Regions from separate parts of the Homo sapiens genome. Here all the other regions are linked to region 1. The links are chromatin contacts, found by Hi-C in ENCODE. All regions are on one chromosome and are shown on one strand. Each heading gives the region's core, a stretch centred on a gene start or an enhancer-like site at or near the end of the contact. The rest is flanking DNA. Distances are from core to core; before and after follow the strand shown.

Region 1 (2,738 bases), core at 97-2,596:
ACGTTCAAAATTAACCCCATTAACAGAAACTCAAGAAGACCAAATTACATATGAGATTTTAGTCTTTCTTTATTTTCCAACTTGGAAATTTTATATAGATGGTAGAAAAAATTGATAAAGTGTCAGAAATAAGCACTAAACAAACAATATTATCATAAATAAACATCATCTTCAATTAGTATCAATAAGACATAAAATGCTGCCACAACTGAGGCCATCAACTTTGGTGAAGAATGTATTATAGAATATTTTACTGTGGTTCAAAGAGGTATTTGAAATACCATACTGCCATTTTTGGAAACTAATAAAATATATCTTGAAAAGAAAGGTAATTAATTATAGATTTTTAACTTCATATTTCAAATTCCACTCAGCCCACACCAATCTGAAAGTCACTAATTTGATTTAACTCTATGTAGTAAAACTCCATTTGTCTTTGAGTTGTCATTCAGTCCTCTATGACAAATTCTGAAAATACTTTCCTCAAGCATGCAGAACTTGATGAAATATCCTTAAAACATTTTAAGCTGTTAATAGAAACACACAAGAATATTGTGGAAAAAATATCTTTTATTGATATATTTAGTTTAATTAGCAAATATAAATTTATAAGCAGGTAAGATTCACATAGACAAAATAGTAATACAGAGTGAAGAAATTTTACACTATAATAATCACACATTTTTATTAAGCTCTTAGACTTACTGCAAATGTATTTTCTTGGTACTTGGGTAGAATGGCAACGGGCACTTTAGATCTCAGATCAATAGATAGAAGCACTTATTTTACGTGAGAGAAGCAAAGAGATTTTCTGTTGTCTTAAAATTCACTTTGCTATGTGATGTGAACTCATTTTGAAGTCTTTCTTGTCAATGATAATATTACATTTCAAACTGAGACACAGTGTGTTTCTCTTTTGAGAAAGCTACTCATCTTAAATAGAGCAAAGTTTCAAAACAGCAAGTTAGATATATCCCTTATTGTTCATAACCAAAATCTTTACATTTTGGAAAAGAAAAAGATGAAAAAGAAAGTAGATAAAATTCAATACTAAAAAATTCTACTGCTAAGGTTTTCTATAAAAACAATTAGCTGACCAGAGATGGTACCGTTGTGTAGAGATTAGCACTGGAAAGAAAATAAGCAAGACTAAAGCATTTATGGTTTATGCATCTGTCTATTTAAAGGACTTCCAACCCCTTAGCCCAATGCTGCTGTCAGGAAAGAAATGGAAAATCCAGTTACAACTGTCTAGCAGGTCTATCATTATTCAGGATGAAAGCACTGCTTAGTCATTCACTAACTCAGAATTCTCTTTTTAGCAACTTAATACAGTATCATGCAACCACTGCCCAAGACAATTTACAACAAGACTCTTTGCCAAAAATACATCAATTGTAAGGAAAACAGGAAACAGCAAAGAGAAGGGCAATCTTAACCAGTTTTCTGAGTCATCTTTTCCTGTGCACTCGTCACGAAACTCCATTTATTTAGGTGAGCTGGAAGTATTATATTTAGGAAATAGGGTTAGAGCCTGATAGTGCCGTTAAGTGGTCTAAGCCACCAGTTTTTCTAAGGGCTAATTCTAGGCCAAATTATAAAGTAGCAAATTCTGCTTTGATGCTGTCTCCTCTCTCCTTTTTGTCTTCCAATTTCTTCCTTTCAAATAACCAGGGACCTCTTGTCTTATCTGACTTCTCGGAACCTACTGTTTTCCACACTAAAACCTGTGCAGTTAGTTAACATGCTGATCTGATCACCTAACATGATGAACTAGTGCCAAGTGTGGATATAACTGGAGGAGCTCGAGATTTAAAAGTTAAGTAACGTTCCAGAAAATACATAGCTTATAACTAGTGATAACTAGAGGAGCAAGAAGTCAGTTGCAGGCCTGTGAGCGTTTCCAGTCATTATTATGCTGATTTACATGGTTATTCTGGTGGGGCTGTGCCTAGAGGTGAGAGTAGGGGCATCCTATCAGAATTCCCAGGGTATATTCTCAAAATTAATATACATGACTGAGAATCTCCTGAGTTATGTAATCAGTGTGGCAGTCATACATGTTATAACAATTTCCCAAATGACTAGAATGCACACTCAGAGAACACACATTAATTTTAGGTAATGGATGTGCTAAGACATGGTGAACACCAGTGTCACTTGATGCAGACTGAAACTCACAGGCAAAAGAGTAACTGGAGTATAAGTAAGTCCTCTAACTCAAATGGTAGTCATGCCTCTGGGGTGTAAGACATGTATAAGTCAGGGCAGTGCTGGAAATTATAGATTTCTCTAGATTTGTTTCATTTGTAGCAGGGAAAAGGCCCGTTTAGAAGCCTATTTGGATGGATTTTTCAGTGTGAATGAAAGTCCCTGTACTGCAGCAATTGGTGCCGGTCTCTCCCTTCCCAGACTCTCACATTTCCTTCATAGTTTTTTCTTAACGAACCATCAGCCATACTGCCTTAGAGACGGGTCCCAGTGGGAAATTTGGTTCTCAATACTGTCCCCTCCTGTCTGCTCTTCTACTTTTCTTTCCACTTGTCTGTTCTTTTCATTTGAGGGAGACCCTAGGCTCTAGAGTTCTATTTTGGCAGGCTATAGCTATAGCCTCGAGAGATGCTCCAATTTGCAAACAGTCTTTGAGGGGTCTCCCTTGCTCAGGACTCCAGCCCAGTTTCCGGATACCCAATTCAAAATTGGTTCTCATTTTTATTACTTTCTAGATGGTTTATCAT
Region 2 (2,738 bases), core at 80-2,579, 990 kb after region 1:
ATCAGGGATCAGTCCACTGTCTTTATAAATTACAATTCATTGACTGTGTTTTCTGTTTCCAATCTCATCAAGAAGTACAGTATCTAGTTGTACCATATCTGACTACTGTCTGTCAACAATTGGATCTCTTAGTATATTTGAAATGAGAAGCTACAACACAGTGATTGTGTCCTTGAAATAAGATTTCAAGAGTCTTTAATTCATGTTCTTTATTCCTTGCCTTCTTACTCTGCTCTCCATCACTCTTTATTCCTTTCTTCAATATTGAGACATACACAGAACATCATTTGAGGAATGGAGAATTGAGTCATGTGCCATGTTTGCACATAGCTTTAATGTGATTGTCTATGATTCCGTAGGCAAACATAAGAACACCGAATTGCACACAAAGTCTGTAATCATATCATCTGTGGCTACAGATGGAAAACAGCCTGCACAAACAGGAGGTATTGTTAACCAGGTGGATTTCCAGTTTCAATATGTTTGAACAAATTTTGGGGTAACACAAAGACATTAGCAACTGGGCAATGCTGAAGAGGCGTCAGAAGGCACTGTCAACTCCAATCTTAAACATTTTTCAGAAAATTAAAGAATTATTTGAATAATCTTAGTATATCTGAGCCACCTGTTTGTGTATTTAGCTTATTTCCTCATATATTTATTTAAATTTTTTAAATTTTTTTGGATACGTAGATGATATATATATATATATATGTAGTTACAGAGCTAGTGAGATATTTTGACACACGCACGCAATGCGTAATAATCACATCAGGGTAAATGGGGTATCCACCACCTCAAGCATTTATCTTTAGTGTTACAAACAATCCAATTATACACTTAGTTTTTAAAAAATCTACAGTTAAATTATTGCTGACTATAGTCACCCTGCGGTGTTATCAAATATCAGATTGTATTCATTCTTTCTATTTTTTGTACCCATTAGCCATCCCCATTTCCCCCCCATCCCCCATACAGCTTTTATTGTGCCGCCAACCTCCTCTCCTCTCTCTGAGTTTGGCATTCCCTGTGACATGACCTGTAATTCAAAGAAACAACCTCCAAATTAGCTGGATGCTCTCAACCTCTAAAGAGTTTAGAATCAGGAAACATCATTATTTATGCCACGTCTGTTCTCATATCTTATTTGCCTTTATTTTCTTTAACAATATCTGGCTTTTGCACATTCAATGAATGCCATGATCGGCAGCAGAGGAGTGGATGGGTTTTCCTGCGATTGTCCTCCCCTTTTCCCCACTGTTTCTCACAGAGGTGACCGCAGTGACTTCCTGACGCTCTCTGATAGGGAAGCTCCTCCACCTCCTCACCAGGCTGCCTGGCGCGCTCAGCCCATCCCGATTCCAGGACGTCCCTGTCCTCCCCAGGGCCTCTAACAGGCAGCATTGGGTAAAACACCGGTTTCAACTTTCACCTTCAGGACCACTTCCTTCCTAAGTGCCTTATTCAGCAGGAAAGGGAAACCTGTGTTGGGGTGTGGAGTTTTCCTCTCAGATTAGCATGCTTCTCTGGCTGCTGGCAAAATTAGAAAAGCGTCGAGGATAAAATGGCTTTATTTTATTTAATGTCACCAGTAGGGGAAATTTTTAACATCGACACCCAGCAAGCCGGCCCCCTTAGGCTTCAGAAGTCACCCCCGCTTTTCACAGAACCTATATAACACTTTACCTCTGAAAATGATTTCTGACTATGACCCGGATATCAAAATTAGGAAACAGCCAAAAAGCATTTCCTTTCTTTTATGTTTTTTTTTGTGCCAGTTGCCCTCCCTGAGTCTTTTCATTTACCCTGGCAGAGATTTGTCTCTTTGCCTTTAAAAGTTAAATCCACCTTCATCGCACAATGTAGAAAGAAGTGAAATTAAACTGCAGTGTGTTCCAGAGGAGAAAATCTACTTTTTTCATCTCTCAGCCCTACTTTAACTTAAACTGACCTAATTACAGCCCACACCAGAAGAAGCGGAAGAGCTGAAGGAGCGCTTCTGCCACCTAGTGGAAAGATCCTTGAACTGTGCATGGAGACTTCCACTTTTTTTTTTTTTTTTTTGCTTTATTTTTGAAATGTCTGGCACAGAAGTGCAAATGACCTTCTCTAGTCTCTGCATGAATACTGAGGATATGCATCACACACTGCTCTGTTCCTTTGGAAATTCAAAATGTAACGGTCTTCTAAAGAACTCTATTTAGAGAAGGTTGAATTAATGGCTCTTCAGATGAACTATACCTTGAAAACTATTTTATTAAGACCATATGACATTTCATGAAAGTTAAATGGAAAACGATAATGCAAATATTAATACCCTTTAAAGCAATGTTTTAAATATTATGTCTTGGATTTAATGTTTAGGGATGTTAGCACCCTCCCCACTAAATCAATTACTCTTCCTCGTAGCCACTGCACGGTTTAGCTAGCTGAATGATTTCTTCAGTGCAGCTCCTGGCTTGTTTATTTGTTTGCTTTTAGGAGTGGTACTGGACATTTAAGAATGCTTCGTTCTCTTCTCCTGGCTTCATTAACGAGTTATTGATCAATGACTTGAAAGAAAAACTTGGATGAAAAATTTAGTCAGCCCTGAATCACCAATGCTAATTAAAACCAGGGAAAGGAAGGAAAATGAAAGACGTTTACAATGCCCAAATCTCGGGGTAGCTGATCTCCTCCTTCACCAAAGCATCAATACAGCAGCCATGAGCTGCTCAGCCTGGCATTTCTGCCTGTGT
Region 3 (2,738 bases), core at 141-2,640, 910 kb after region 1:
TGATGGCTTATCATGCATTTTTTTAATGGAAAATGTCTTTCCTCCAGAACTTTAAAATTTGGAAATATTCATATACTAATATATTTTATGTAATAATATTAGAAGAGGAAGAACCTATATTCACATATTAATTATCATTTTTCTCACAAAGAAATAGAGATAAACCAAGACTAAGACATGGTCCCAAGATCACACAGCAATTAAGATTCAGTCCTTATTTACTATTCATTTCATTCTCTGAAACTGCAATTATATTTGCTTTCAAAGAATGTTCCAGAAAAATATAAGTGTAGAAAAAGAATAATATAGACATTAATTTCACTAAATAATATAAGCATTTTTTTTTTCTTTTTCTATCAGCTGAAAGCAGCCTAGGAGTGTTAATCCTCTTGGTGTTTCTCAACCAGACTCTTTTGCATGATAAAACAATTTTACTCTCATTGGTCTATTCTAGCATTTAAGTTAATTTTCCAACCATCTAAATTCCAAGTGTGCACCATAGAGGTTGAGCTTTTCTATCCATCTGCTACACCAATACCGTCCAGTCTATGCCAATGATTGAAGGGTATAAAAAAAGGGCCGTGTGGTCGTTTCAGTTTTGTTTTGTTTTGCAATGCAGACGCACTTGGAGCAGCAGGTCAATGAATTCTGGGAACTGCATCTTTTTGACACATGAGACCTTTGCAGAATGAATCAAAGTTAAATCCCATGAATAAATGCTAGTGTTTAATAATCATTCCGTTTATGGAAGCTTTATTGTGAATTCATAAAAGCAAGGACAATATTTCCTTGCAAGTCCACAAATCACCATCATAAGCAAGGCAATCGTGAATAAACTGAGCTGGACTGCATAGCCTCTTTGGCAGTTGCTAGTATTTAAATATGGATGGGAGAAGCAAAGACTAGGAGAAGTTGTCCTAAAGCAAGCAAATGACAGCTCCCACAAATAAAGGGAAAAATGTTAAAACAATAAACAAAAGAGAAACAATTACTTGCTCATTACAAACATGTCATATTGCATTCTTTATTTTGATTGTGGAAAATTAGCCATTGACTACCAGGAACAATTGATTTTCCTTCACAGCTGTTTTCTAATTACATCTGAACACTGAAAATTCTAGTGCAGCCATTCAGCTGTACAAAGAGAATTTTCTTTTATTATTTTTGCTATTGCTGCAAGCTCTGCCCAGAAGCATGACTATAGTTAGATGATCTGTACTGTATATATGTGGTGTTTGTATTAAAAGCCATGCTTTTCAGGGATGTTATAAGAACTCAAATATTTTAAATTACATAGGGCAGAACTTGGTGTACAAGCTGTTTTGCCCAGATGCTATTACGTAGCTTTCTCTTTCTTTTTGCCATCAAAACAAGGAAGAAGATAATGAAGATAGCTTAAATCGGTACATCCGTTTCTTAGTCACTGCATAGTCGTCAATTGGATCTATTTTTGTCATTGTGGCTTCTGATGAGTGTTTTGGCACAGTCTTACTGGGAGGGTGGAGGGTGATGGGCAGTTTCCTGTCAGTTAATTCTGTGGGTAAATTCTAAGCAAAGAGCATGGAGATTATTAACAGGCAGGATTCCAAGGTTTCAGAGAAGCAATTGAAATTTTTGGATGCTTCTCTTCAAACGCTTTAGAATTTTCCTCAAAATGATTTCAGTTTTAAAATATGGCCAGAAATATGAAACTTGCCCTTGGGAGTTTTCTAGGACTTGCGGTTAGTGAGTTCTGGAAAAATAGTTAAGATACTTCCTTCAGAGTTTAGGGTCTCTGATTAATCTTTACCATAATTTAGGTGAAATCAGCTCAGCAATGTTAACAATTCAGCAAAAATAAAGTGAAACCTTAAAATGTTTTTTTTCCAATGGAAAAAAAAACACAACATTTCAAGCCTGGGTTATTAAAGCAAAAACTGGGAGCTCTTATTTATTTACTTATTTATTTTAATTTTTTTAATTTATTTTTATTTTTTGTAGAGACAGGGTCTCACTATGTTGCCCAGGCTGGTCTACCACTCCTGGCTTCAAGCGATCATCCTTCCTCGGCCTCCCACAATTCTGGGATTACATACGTGAGCCACCACACCCGGCCAGCTCTTTGTTGCCATTTATTAAATATTTGCCCTCTTTAGAGGTAACTTTAATCAGGTATCTGTTCACTGGATGGCAATTTTTTAAGTCTTTGATCAAAACTCTAACCTCTGTAGTTCCTGTAGTAACGCAGTGTAACTTGAAATTTGCCATTTTACTTGGAAGGCTCAAAGATTCCTCAATGGCCCATCTTATTTTAGTATTTCCTTTGCCAAGATTAAGATTGAGGTGATGATTGTTTAATTAAATTAAATTTGGCTTGAGGCTGTCTCGGTACCGTAGGTCCCTACATAACAAACTACAATTTAACTAAACAAACTGAAAGCCTAATTTAGGAGTATATATTGTAACAAATTGCTAGGTCTCAGCCAGTCACAGCCGACTAGCTTCAGCCAATCACAGGCTGCCAATTGATCAGACCATGTCCAAACAAGTAAAAAATGCTAAGCTGTAACCAACCAGTTTCTGTACCTTACTTTCATTTTCTGTCCATATGTACTGCCTACCTACTTTGCAGAAGTGAGATCTCTGAACCACTCTGCTGGCTCTTGAGAGCTACTGGATTCCCAAATAATTCTCTGCTTCATTAAACTCCTTTAAATTTGTCTAAAGATTTCCTTTTAATACATTTCATCTCATTTTTA

The links. A loop is a pair of places that touch in the nucleus more often than their neighbours do. Pooled maps may share reads with other maps.
Region 2: a loop to region 1 is called in a map of endothelial cell of umbilical vein, with 5 times the contacts of the local background. The contact joins two enhancer-like sites. A Hi-C loop is called at or near these places in 2 of 168 maps with a recorded cell type or tissue (endothelial cell of umbilical vein and naive thymus-derived CD4-positive, alpha-beta T cell), 1 of 37 single-sample maps with no recorded cell type and 8 of 50 pooled maps.
Region 3: a loop to region 1 is called in a map with no recorded cell type, with 2.2 times the contacts of the local background. The contact joins two enhancer-like sites. A Hi-C loop is called at or near these places in 1 of 168 maps with a recorded cell type or tissue (naive thymus-derived CD4-positive, alpha-beta T cell), 2 of 37 single-sample maps with no recorded cell type and 10 of 50 pooled maps.

What each region holds. Positions count from the first base shown.
Region 1 is chr6:140,570,950-140,573,687 of GRCh38, forward strand. The region is part of intron 2 of LOC105378027 (a long non-coding RNA gene); the gene reads left to right. Among named protein-coding and RNA genes, the nearest start is that of MIR4465, 110 kb to the right of the region's middle. Within about 2 kb of position 1,347, at least 3 of the 41 ENCODE cell types and tissues checked have a DNase peak (open chromatin) inside an H3K27ac peak, as active enhancers do; they include endothelial cell of umbilical vein, where a contact is called at or near this core.
Region 2 is chr6:141,561,007-141,563,744 of GRCh38, forward strand. No RefSeq gene overlaps it. Among named protein-coding and RNA genes, the nearest start is that of GJE1, 570 kb to the right of the region's middle. Within about 2 kb of position 1,330, at least 16 of the 41 ENCODE cell types and tissues checked have a DNase peak (open chromatin) inside an H3K27ac peak, as active enhancers do; they include endothelial cell of umbilical vein, where a contact is called at or near this core.
Region 3 is chr6:141,482,386-141,485,123 of GRCh38, forward strand. No RefSeq gene overlaps it. Among named protein-coding and RNA genes, the nearest start is that of GJE1, 650 kb to the right of the region's middle. RefSeq lists an enhancer at 1,237-1,376. Within about 2 kb of position 1,391, at least 16 of the 41 ENCODE cell types and tissues checked have a DNase peak (open chromatin) inside an H3K27ac peak, as active enhancers do.